Regions from separate parts of the Homo sapiens genome. Here region 2 is linked to region 1. The links are chromatin contacts, found by Hi-C or POLR2A ChIA-PET in ENCODE. All regions are on one chromosome and are shown on one strand. The core of a region is the stretch at or near the end of the contact, and the rest is flanking DNA. Distances in the headings are between cores, read along the strand shown.

Region 1 (5,775 bases), core at 1,201-3,700:
GTTTATTGTACCAAATCTCATTCATTCTGGTGGAAATCAGCCTGTAACACAAGGGTCCATGCCATATATGTTAAATATTGCTTTGTTTTTTAAGCCACTGCTTATTGTAACACACATCTTACCAAATTCAAAAAGCAAGAAATCTACAAATCTTTCTTTCAATAGTTTCAAAGTTAACTTTATTACCCATAATACATACTTCTAAAAGAATGCCAGAATAGCTGAATTCATACATTTCACAAAAATTTATTGAGTTCCTCTTTTTTGTAGGTGCACTAGGAGAAATCACACAGTTCCCTACCTCAAGGCTCTCACAGCAAACAAATCTAAAAAAATGATTGAACTGTATACTTAACATTTGTGTACTTTAGGTAAATTATACCTCAATAAAAATATAAATAAAACCAATTTTGCTATATGCTATGGGCTTTTATAGGTCAAGAAAATTGATCTTTGGATTCTCATAACACATTTTTTTAAACAGGCTACTTATTTTAGATATTTATTTTTCCCCGAGTAGAATGGATTAATTACAAGTAATGACATTGGATCAGTCTTGCCTCTTTTAAGCATAGGCCTTTACTGTAATCTGCTTCCAAACAATCCCAATAAAATCGTTGATTTTAAGAGTCAAAAAGTTGCTCAGAGCCTTCTTCAGGGACTCTTAACTTTTTCTGCCACATGGATCCTTTGAAACTCTGATAAAAGCAAAGCTATAGACTTCCTCCCTGGAAATATACACATGCACCAAGATTTTGGGATAAACACACCACTGAAAACCATGCAGGGACCACTTAGGAACCCAAAGATCTCAAATTAAGATCCACTGAGATAACACAATCCTTTTCCTCCAGATGAAAGCAATAGACCCAGGGAGCGAAAACAGCCTGTTTAGGGGCTGAAGACAGAACCCAGCCTTCTGATACTGCTTACTCCACTGTCTCTTTAGATATCATTAAGTTCCCTTGGCCCCCAAAACTCCCATCTGTGGATCCCCTGAGTTTAGAAGAACTTCCACAGTACCTTGTAGCCTACCTTTTATAACTGGAGTCACGCCGGAAGCTGGTCAAAGTTTACCTTTTACTTATTGGAGAACAACAGGTACAAAGCAGAGTTTCTTATATTAAATTGGGACATTTTTCTCTTTTTTTCCTCAAAACCGAGAATGGAAGTGAAAATTAAAATCCAGCAATAAAGGGTTTTCTTTTTAGTTTAATGAAATCAACTCTAAAATTTGCTTTTATTTATATTCTGAAATTTAAAACTTTGTTCTTCGTTGATCTTTATAACATTGGAAAGATTGAACTTACACTTTGCTCTGTGAATCTTTCAATGGTTTGTGACCAAACCATAAATTTCAACCCGACCCAGGAAATTTCTGCGACTTGTGCCCACCCAGTTTTGCAGTTTGGAACAGAATTCTTGCTCCCAATCCAAATAGAGACTGAGAGAAATGAAAGAGGACCCAGAAAGCCTTTTCTTCTCTGTGAAAGGCCTGATCCTAAGTGGCGCAATCAATAAAGAAAAGGGTTCAAGGTGCAGCCTACAAATTTCTTAGAGTTTAATGTGTTCAGGTTGAGGTGGAGAAATTACATAAACCTGTGAATAGACATGGAATAGAAGCCATGTGTATATGCATTCTGTCCCTAAAGGTTTTGCTAGGTACTTACTAAGCTATTCCTTCTGTGCAATCATCTTTCGTTTTTCTACTTGTATGGATGAAAGCCTACCTTCACTGAACACTTCACCTTATGTGCCAGCTATTGTTCTAAACCCATTACATTATTTAATCTTCACGACAATTCTTTAAGGTAGTCTTATTACTATGCTCATTTTATAGATGAGCAAACAAGTTTTCAGGGGTCAAGAAATTTGAGCAAGTTCACATTAACTTGTAAATCACGAAATTGAGCATCAGATACAAGCATCTGGCTGCACTTCCTGAGTTTGTACGTCCTACTCTCATAAAATAGATACATTGAAGACTGAGAAAGAATACTGTTGGCCGATTCCTCAGGCAATAATTTTTTCGATATTGTATTGTTGTCTCAGAAACCTCCAGCCTCTCTCATTGATGGACGGTAGGAGGGGCACATGGAGTGGACCAGGAGTGGGCAGGAGTGGGGTGGGGGCGTGCTTTTAGAAGCGTTTCGGGGGAACGACAAGGCGCGGGTCGTAGAGGTCTACCCTCTCTGCAGTCCCAGCATGGCTCCTGGAGCTCTCTGGGCGGCCGCTGACCCCGACATCGCGGCGGCCCGCCCCCAGCGCCGCGCTGCCCAATCAGCGGCGCGGCCTGGTGCCCCGCCACTCCGCGCCGGCCATATAGGCCTCCTCCTGGCGCGCCTCCGCACCGCATTGGTGGACCGGCCCCCAGCCCGTCCATGGGCGTTGTGGCCGCCACCGCAGGTTCCGCCTCCCGTTCCCTCCGCCCTCAACGTACGTCGCACCGCCTCTCTGTAGCCGCCCGCGGAGCATCGCAGCCGGCCCGGGCCCCCGCCAGCCTCCCTCCTCGCGTCCCTCGGTGTCCTCCGCGGGCCGGCGCGATGCGGCTGGGCCCGAGGACCGCGGCGTTGGGGCTGCTGCTGCTGTGCGCCGCCGCGGCCGGCGCCGGCAAGGCCGAGGAGCTGCACTACCCGCTGGGCGAGCGCCGCAGCGACTACGACCGCGAGGCGCTGCTGGGCGTCCAGGTGAGGCGGCCAGGCCGGTGCTGGGAGGGCCGGGCCTCGCACCGCGGCTGCCGCGGGCTTTGTCCCGGGACAAAGGGGGGCGGCCGGGCGAGGCCTGGCAGGGGCGGCCTGACAATGGGGGCCGGGCGGCGCGGCACTCGCTCTCTGGGGGTCCTGGGGCCTGGAAAGCCTGAGGAGATAGCACGGCCCAAGAGCTGGATCCCTTCTACCCCTCAGATCATGGAGGGTGTGTAGGGGGTAGGGGCCTTGAAGTGCAGGTGCGGGTCACCCCGAAACCCTTTGGCAAGGGGGTCTTCTAGTAGCCCTGTTTTTCTCCACCATTTTGCCCCACTGATAGTAATGCTTGGCCCTCCTGTGTGTCGCTTCCCCCTAAAGGAAGATGTGGATGAATATGTTAAACTCGGCCACGAAGAGCAGCAAAAAAGACTGCAGGCGATCATAAAGAAAATCGACTTGGACTCAGATGGCTTTCTCACTGAAAGTAAGGACTGCCCTACACGACTAACAATGGAGACAAACACAAATATGTTAAGCAGCGGTGTCTGCTGAATGTATAGATTGCTAGTGTCCCAAGTTGGAAGTCCTGTGAGAAGGAGAAAAGGACATGGAGAATAGGCTTTATACTTACAAATCTTTAGACACTGAGAACCAAGTAAAACTCGGTGCTTTCTCCAGTTATATATAAACATCATTGACCCTGTACTCTATGTGGAAGTCACACCTTGAGACACCCTCTTTCTCACGTGACTTTTGTTAGTGTCAACAATATGATTTATTTTAGAGAAATATGCCCCAAAACTTTAAGGCAGTAAATGATTTATCGCTCTTTTGATATATGCTTCATTTAAATTTTAGGAATTTGCTTCTTTTTTTAAGCAAGTAGAAAAAGACCTGTTGCCTGTGAATTACGTTTATTATAACATTATACCAAAATGTTAGAGCTGGTAGGGGCCTTGGGATCATCTTGTCCACATCACTTTGTAGAGATGAAGAAATGAAGCACAGGGATAAGTGCCTTCTACAAATAAGTGGCAAAGCTGGACTAGAATCCAGGTATCCTGCTCTTAATTCAGGTTTTAATATCCTTCAGTTAAAAAAAAAAATCTGATGCTCTCAGGTAAATTCTCTAGTCAGAAATGAAATGCACAGACTATTAAAAGAATGTTCTAAATAAATTGCTGTGCAGTTGTCTCTCCCCATTGTTCAATTCAAATGATGTTCCCTGTCAGCGTTCCAAGTGGGTCCTCAGAAAAATTCAGGTTGTTATTGTGACTCTTAAGTTAGCTGTTTTTCTGTAACTCTCATTTAAATGCTGTTCACCATCAAGGAATTAAGTTGCTGGAGACAATTAAAAACTGGTAAATTTAAGATGTGCTGTCAATGACATATTCACATTGGAACCCTCTGGAAGATTAAGGGCTTTTTTCTTCCACTTAGTTAGACAATAATAACAAGACCTTTGGTCTCTGATTATCCAATCTAAGAATAAGTCAATCTTTGGTTATACTAGAGTAATCAAAGAACACAACACGTTGATTTGGAAGACTGCGTGGTACCTATCTGTCAAGACCTAGATATGTTCAAATATTTAATAGTAAGGTTTTAAGAAGTTTAAACTTAGAAAAGTTTTAGTCCAAATATTCATTATACAGATGAGAAGAAAAGCTTGAGATGGTAAACTACCCCCTGATGGCAAAGCTGAAGTGTGAACCCACATTTCTGATCCCTGTTCCATTCTGTTTTCTTCTATGCCATGGTGATCTCTTTAAATAAACTAGAAGAAAGATTCATGGTGCTTACGAAAGCCTTCATTCTACTTGAGGACCCTTAAGATAATTTTGGCAATTTGCTCTTTGAGGGCCAGGTCTGGAATCAGATGTTAAGAGGTAGCAAAACTCAGTAGGAGTTGGCTTTGAAGCCAGACAGGTTTGAATCTGGACTCTGCTATTTACTAGTTGTGAAGGCTTGGACTTTTCTGAACCTCAGTTTCCTCACCTGTATAATAGTGATGATTATAATTGCATTGTTTTGAAGATTAGAGGCAACATGTACAGAGGAACCTGATAAATGGTATACTCATGCTGTCCTCACAAATATTCGTGTTCGTCCCTCCCTTTGTTTCCTTTAACGTAGTTTAGTAAATATTTTTATGAATAGTTTTTTGTTTTTTTTTTTGAGGCAGAGTCTCGCTCTTGTCACCCATGTTGGCGTGCAGTAGTGTGATCTTGGCTCACTACAGCCTCTGCCACCCAGGTTCAAGTGATTCTTCTGTCTCAGCCTCCCAAGTAGCTGGGATTACAGGCACTGGCCACCATGCCCGGCTAATTTTTGTATTTTTAGTAGAGACGGGGTTTTACCCGAGACCAGGCTGGTCTCGAAATCCTGACCTTAGGTGATCCGCCTGCCTCAGCCTCCCAAAGTGCTGGGATTACAGGCGTGAGCCACTGAGCCCAGCCAAATAGATTTTTTAAAAGTTGATTGAAAAGTGAACATTTGAATTTTAGAAACTTTCCCATGCCTTCAGGTACCAAGTTAAGACAGATAGCTGTTGCAGGAAGGGCATAAATTGCTACCCATAACTTCGTTAAAATTTACTCCAGATGTTTTAACAACATATTTAAAGGTAATATACTGAAGCAGTATTCTCAGTCACTTGAATACCTTTTCAGAATTTAGGCCATATCTACTTAACCATCTATTATTTTCTTACTATAGTTTTAATTCAACTCACATAAAATTTATTTTAAAGGAAGACTTTATGTCACCTTCATAAATAAAAAACACTGTTTTTTCTCATACATACTAAAATAAATAGCTATCAAAATATTTATGCTTCCTGAGAGATCTGTGGTAGTTAGCAAAGGTTTTCTGCAAGATTTTGGATAACATTTTTTTTAAAAGTAAAGTGCTATTTTGGCCAGTTGGTAATTCATTCAACAAATACTTACAGAGCCAGGAACTTTCCAGGCATTTGATGTACATCAGTGAACAGAACATACCCAAACTTTTATGGAGCTTACATTATATTTAGATCATATGTTATAGTATGGAAGCTCCGGCCAGGCATGGTGGCTCACGCCTGTAATCC
Region 2 (5,788 bases), core at 2,796-5,295, 1.6 Mb after region 1:
GAAATTTAAGGGACTGTGGTTTTTATCTAGGTTGACCTCTCAAGCTAAAAACTGGGAACCAGAATAATGGACTGAAACTTGGGTTTCACTTCCAGACCAGTGTTGATCCTCTGAATTGATGAAACTGTATAGATTTCCCTCTTGATTGCCCCTGCTAACATGGATTTCCTTTCACTCAATTCCTAATGCAAATATTGCTGACCACTGTTTAGATGTTTACATGCTGCATTACATTGATATTTTACTATTTGGTGTTTGTTCTAACTTGTCTCCAATCAATCAATTTCATGTGGTTTATATAAACTCTTTGGTGGCTGTGATGGTTAGTTTTAGGTGCCAACTTGCCTGGATTAAGGGATACAGAGATAGGTAGTAAAGCGTTATTCCTAAGCATGTCTGTGCGGAAGTTTCCAGAAGAGACTGGCATTTGAATCAGTAGCTGAGTAAGGAAGATCCCCCTCACCAATATGGGTGGGCACCATCCAATCTGTTGAGGGCCTGGATAGAACAAAAAGACAAAGGAAAGATGGATTCAGTCTCTCTCCTGGGACAGCCATCTTCTCTTGCCCTCAGATAGCAAAACTCCAGGTTCTTGGCCTTCAAACTCCAGGACTTAACCAGCGGCCCCTCAGGTTCTTAGGTCCTCAGCCTCAGACTGAGTTACACCATCATCTCCTCTGGTTCTCAAGCCTTTAGACTCAAACTGAAACACATAATTGGCTTCACTGGTTCTTCAGCTTACAGACAGCAATTGTGGGACTTCCTAGCCTCCATAATTTATTTCCATAATAAATCCCCTCCTGTTTATCTACCTATCCATCCTTCCATCCCATTGATTCGGTTTCTCTGGAAGACCCTAATATAATACATAAATTAAATATTTATTTTACTTTACTTTCAGGACCTAGCACCGTGCCAGGCCCCTAGAAGACCCAGTAAAGATCTGTTGAATAAACTGTAAGAATGAACACACCACTACAAGTGCCAGGTCCTGGTCCTTTCAAACAACGTGGAGAAAACCCAGTTCCAGATTTAGGAATCAATACCATATGTCTGGCAAAGACTCTTTGCTCTTGCAAGTGCCTTCTTCTGTTCAGGCTTTTAGCGCCCCTGGACTACAACAGAACTTTACTTTCTGGTATTCTTAGTCTCCCTAACCTCTGCACTTCATATTATGTAGGCAGATAAAAACTCTGGTTACATATATTGCTGTGTGATGACCAAAAAAAATTGTGGCTTAAAACTTTAATCATTTTATTAGCTCATGGTTTCTGGCAGTCATGAATTCAGGCAGGCCCTGGGACAGTTTGTCTCTGCTCCCCCCAGTGTTGGGGCCTCAGCTAGGAAGACTTTAAGGCTGGGAGAGATTTGATGCCTGGGAGAGACTCAATCACTGTGTAACCGAACACTTGCTTCTTACAGAGTCCAATTGACAAGGGTGAGGTATAATAGAAAGACAGAATTTATTAGCCAAAAATAGTAAAGGGAAAGCAATCGGATTCCTATCCAAATTAACGGCTTCTATTTTTAGGAAGAAGGCAGGGGTTTAAAAAGGGAAAACTTGATAAGGAAGGCAGACAAGAACTGGGCTGAGTACAGTGTCTGTGTGTCTTATTCTGGTGGCTATCTTGGGTCCTGGTCCACCTGGACCCTGGGCTGATGGCATTTCAACAACAGCCAGGTTGTTAACTAGCTGTCTTGAAGTAATCTCTGGAACTTTGCAGCTGGGTCTCCAGACTTGGTCTGTGTGTCTCAGGATTGACCCCTGGAACTTCTAAGAAGACACATAATTAGATACTAGTAGACAGTTGGATAAATGTGAAGGGAGTATATACAATGAGAAAGGGAGGGATGTGGACTCTAGAAAAGGTTTCTGCAGTTTGCTTCAAGGTTATATCTTTAAACCCAAGGAAAAGGGGAAAAAATTTTTAATGCAGTTTGAAGCTAAGCTGCCTGGTTACAACTGGGTACTAGGATCATCTGGAGGAATCTTCACTCAGCTGTCTGGCAGGTGACACTGGGACTTCATCTAGGCTGTTGGCCAAACACCTCTCCATGTGGCCTTTGCTTCCTCACAGCACAGTGCCTGGGTCCCAAGAACGACCATCCCAAGAGGACAAGACAGAACCATATCACCATTTGTGATTTGCTCTTGGAAGTCACATGATATCACTTCCATTGTAGTCACAGGCTCACCCAGATTCAGAATAAGGGGACACAGAACCTCTCAGTGGGAACCATCTGTGGCACATTGTAAGAGGAACATGTGGGATGAGAGATGTTGAGGGTTCATCATCCTAAAACATCACTTTAATCCTGTCTTCCCATTACTGACCAAAACAAATTCTGGCATTAAAGGCACTCTACACTTAGGCCTCAAATGCCTTTCCTTACTTCCTGTATTATCTCCTCCATTCAGATCAGACCGAACTACTCAGTCACCCACACTTGTCAGACTCATTCTTCTCTTGCCCTTTTTCTCAAGGAATCCCTCTCTTGACCTGAGAAATTCTACCTCTCACTTAAAAGTGACTGTTCACTGAATTCCGCAGAATGAACTAAGGTGGCAGGCAGGGGCCCTCAGAGATGCCATAAGTTACACCACCTGAGGATGCTTTCAGAGCACCACCTGCGTGTGGCTCTTTGCCATCTTGCCTTGGCTCACTTCCCTGTGTGCTTGGAAAGTAGAGACGATAGGCGAGACCTCAAAATGTAACTTACTTCCAAGCTATCTCCTTTTCAAAGCCCAGATCCCCCAATAATTTTGCAACCAACATGAAGAGGAGTTTCTGCCCAGTGGGCTGCTTTTTGGGAGAGACTGTGAGCAGATGACTTCATATTAACCCAGATCTAGTCAACCTTCTAGCCTGAAAAAACCTAAAATGCATAGTAGATAGTTTACATACGGACCGAGGCTGAATGAGCAAAAAGGTGGAGAGATGGATAATGAACACAGAAACAAGTATGACAATTTCAGTAAAGAAGATAAAATGGTGCGAGTATATGCTGACGGTAGGGTATTGCTTTAACTGTGCTGGTCAGGGAAATCCTTTCTGACTGGTGAAAAGCAGAGAAAGAGACCAAGGTGAAAATTCCCCCAAAAGTGTGAACCTGATCATAATTTTTTTTAATTTAATTTTTAGAGCCAGTGTCTTTCTCTGTCACCCAGGCTGGAGTGCAGTGGTGCGATCATAGCTCACTGCAGCCTCCAAACTCCTAGCCTCAAGCCATCCTCCTGCCTCAGCCTCCCAAAGCGGTGTAATTACAAGCATGAGTCACCATGCTCGACCCTCATCATAATTTTTTTTTTTTTGAGATGGAGTCTCAGGCTGGAGTGAAGTGGCGCACTCTCGGCTCACTGCAACCTCCGCCTCCCGAGTTCAAGCGATTCTCGTGCCTCAGCCTCCCAAGTAGCTGGGATTACAGGCGTGCACCACACACCCGGCTAATTTTTGTTAATTTTAGTAGAGACGGTTTCACCATGTTGGCCAAGCTGGTCTCGAACTCCCGACCTCAGGTGATCCACCCGCCTCGACCTCCCAAGGTGCTGGGATTACAGGCATGAGCCACCCGGCCTTCCTCATCATAATGTGTATGTCCAAAATGTATGCATCAGCAGTAAAAGTGAAAGCCAGAATGAAAAAGGAAGGTGATGAGAGGGGTAAAGTCTCATGTGGTTGGAACCATTTTGGGAAACAGGACAGGAATGATAGCAATTAAGAAGCCGGTCCACACTATTTGCTATCCTAGGTCTGAATAGTGAAGAGAAAATGAAAGGAGAGCGCCAAGGGTAAGAGAAAGAAATTAGCTATTCCACCTCCTGGTTGGCTACTGTCTTCCTGCCCTCTTCCCCATGGCACAGCAACTCCTCCACCTGCTGAGGACCCTAGCCTAAGCTGCAGCGCCCCAGAGCCTCAGCACCCCCGCGACCCAGCTCCCACGAGGGGCACGGGTTCTAGCTCCGCCCCGCAAGAAGGACTTCCGCGTCCTCGGCCGTCCCGCTCCCCCCGCCCCAACCCAGCGGTTCTGCGCATGCGCGGGGGCCATATTAGCAGCGGTTATTCGGTGAGCGGTGGTGGTTTATTCTTCCGTGGAGTTAAGGGCTCCGTGGACATCTCAGGTCTTCAGGGTCTTCCATCTGGTGAGCCTTTGGCCCCTTGGGGCCCGCGGAAGCTTGGCCGCTTTCCCATTGGGCGGGGGTCGTGAACGTCAAGACAGTCGGTCCCGGCCTGCAGTTGCCGCCGAGGAGCCGTGGGCACGATGACTCTGCACCGCCTCCTCTGTGACGGACCGACCGCCGGGAATGGCCCCCGCCGGCCGCCGTCGGGGGCTTCCCAGTGCCAAGCCTGGACGCCGGGGCCCGCGAGGGGGCGGGCTGAGGGTGGGGGTCTGTGGGCAGGACCGAGAGTTGGGGTGGCTTCCGTCCTCAGGAGTTCGGTACGTGAAAGTTAGCTCTCCCGGAGGTGCCGGTGAACTCAAAATAGTGCTGTGCCCGGCGTCAGGCGTGGAGACAACAGAAAGTTGTGCTTAAAGCTCGAATCAGAAATCCCCGGCGAGTGTCTCTGTGTCCTCCCTGCTTCTCTGCTCTGTGCCATCCTTACTTTGCACCATTCCTATTGCAATTACCTCAACCAGTTCGCTGCCCTCGGTCTCTCACCAGCCAGAGTGATCATTTAAAATGCCAATCAGTTCCTGTGGGCCTTGGGAATCATTCAGAGGAGCCCCATTGGCTGAGAGATAAAATTCTGTTTTTACCTGGGCACGCGGGCTCTCCAGGATTTGATTCCAGCTTACCTTTCCAGTCTTGATTCCCTATATTCCAGTATTTGGAAATGTGGGCCTTGGACTGAGGCTTTACCAAATAACGCTGAACACCTAGTATTGCCTTTTGCACGAATGGTACTGATGGTGCCCAAGATAACTGCCTCCACCCCCAAGTTCAGGACCCAGATCACTCTCTGGAGAAGGCCTCAGCCTCTTGCCTTGGCTTTCAAGGCTCTGCGTGATTTGGATACTCGCTTAGCTCTTATTTATATATATTTTAAAAGCATCAGCAGTTTATCTCATGCCCACTAAACTATCCTGCCTCCGTACCCTTTGTTCATACTTTCTGCTCTGTGTGGAATGCCCTTCTTTCTTCCCCTGTTCTTTCTCTTAGACCCAAGGGTTCTCAGCCTTATTTCTGCCTCTCCCATCTCTGATTTACTTTCATTTTCTGTATCGATTTCTCAAAAAATACTTTCTTGATTCTTTCATCATCCCTTTTCCCACCCTACCCCCGGTTCCTCTTTCCACATTATAATCTATGACTGCCTCTCTCACCTAACTGCCAGTATTAGCTTTTCAGGACAGGAACTGGTTTTACACATTTTGGTATTCCAGCATCTAGCATAATGCCTGACACTTAGCTGAATAAAGGGAGTAAATAAAACAGATTTGTAAAGTCAGCAAATGCTTTTTAATTTGTGAATCTTATTTTAATGATGATCTGATTTTCTTTTTACAGGAACTATATAAAGTTCAGAAAACATGGTGAGTTAATACACATGCCAATAAACGGTTGCCTGATAAACAGTATTGCTTGTACTCAGTTTACAGACTTGAGTGGGAAAATTGAAATAGAAGGAAAGCAGTGAGAAGGTGCCTTTTTTCTTGTCAGTTTCCTCTCACCTATTGAACTTTGTATACCAGGATAGGTTTTGTAAGATCATTTGTAGGCTTGCAGGAGTTGGCCTACTTTCAGTGGGTAGGAATCACTCATGTGTTTTTCCTTTGCAGTCTCGAAGAT

Evidence for each region. A loop is a pair of places that touch in the nucleus more often than their neighbours do. ChIA-PET counts read pairs that join two places held with the same protein, here RNA polymerase II (POLR2A). Pooled maps may share reads with other maps.
Region 2: a loop to region 1 is called in a pooled map, with 5 times the contacts of the local background. The contact joins the promoter of PSMA4 here to the promoter of RCN2 in region 1. A Hi-C loop is called at or near these places in 3 of 50 pooled maps. POLR2A ChIA-PET finds 5 or more read pairs at or near these places in 2 of 52 experiments (MCF 10A and activated T-cell).

The regions. Positions count from the first base shown.
Region 1 is chr15:76,929,299-76,935,073 of GRCh38, forward strand. It overlaps RCN2 (reticulocalbin 2), which reads left to right and starts at 2,451. Exons shown (of 7, transcript NM_002902.3): 1 at 2,451-2,687; 2 at 3,063-3,168. The coding sequence starts at 2,544. RefSeq lists a silencer at 2,144-2,893.
Region 2 is chr15:78,536,399-78,542,186 of GRCh38, forward strand. PSMA4 (proteasome 20S subunit alpha 4) reads left to right here and starts at 4,046. Exons shown (of 9, transcript NM_002789.6): 1 at 4,046-4,141; 2 at 5,507-5,532; 3 at 5,779-5,788. The coding sequence starts at 5,530. It overlaps HYKK (hydroxylysine kinase), which reads left to right. Exons shown (of 5, transcript NM_001013619.4): 5 at 1-247. RefSeq lists enhancers at 4,084-4,193, 4,302-5,194 and a silencer at 4,274-4,543.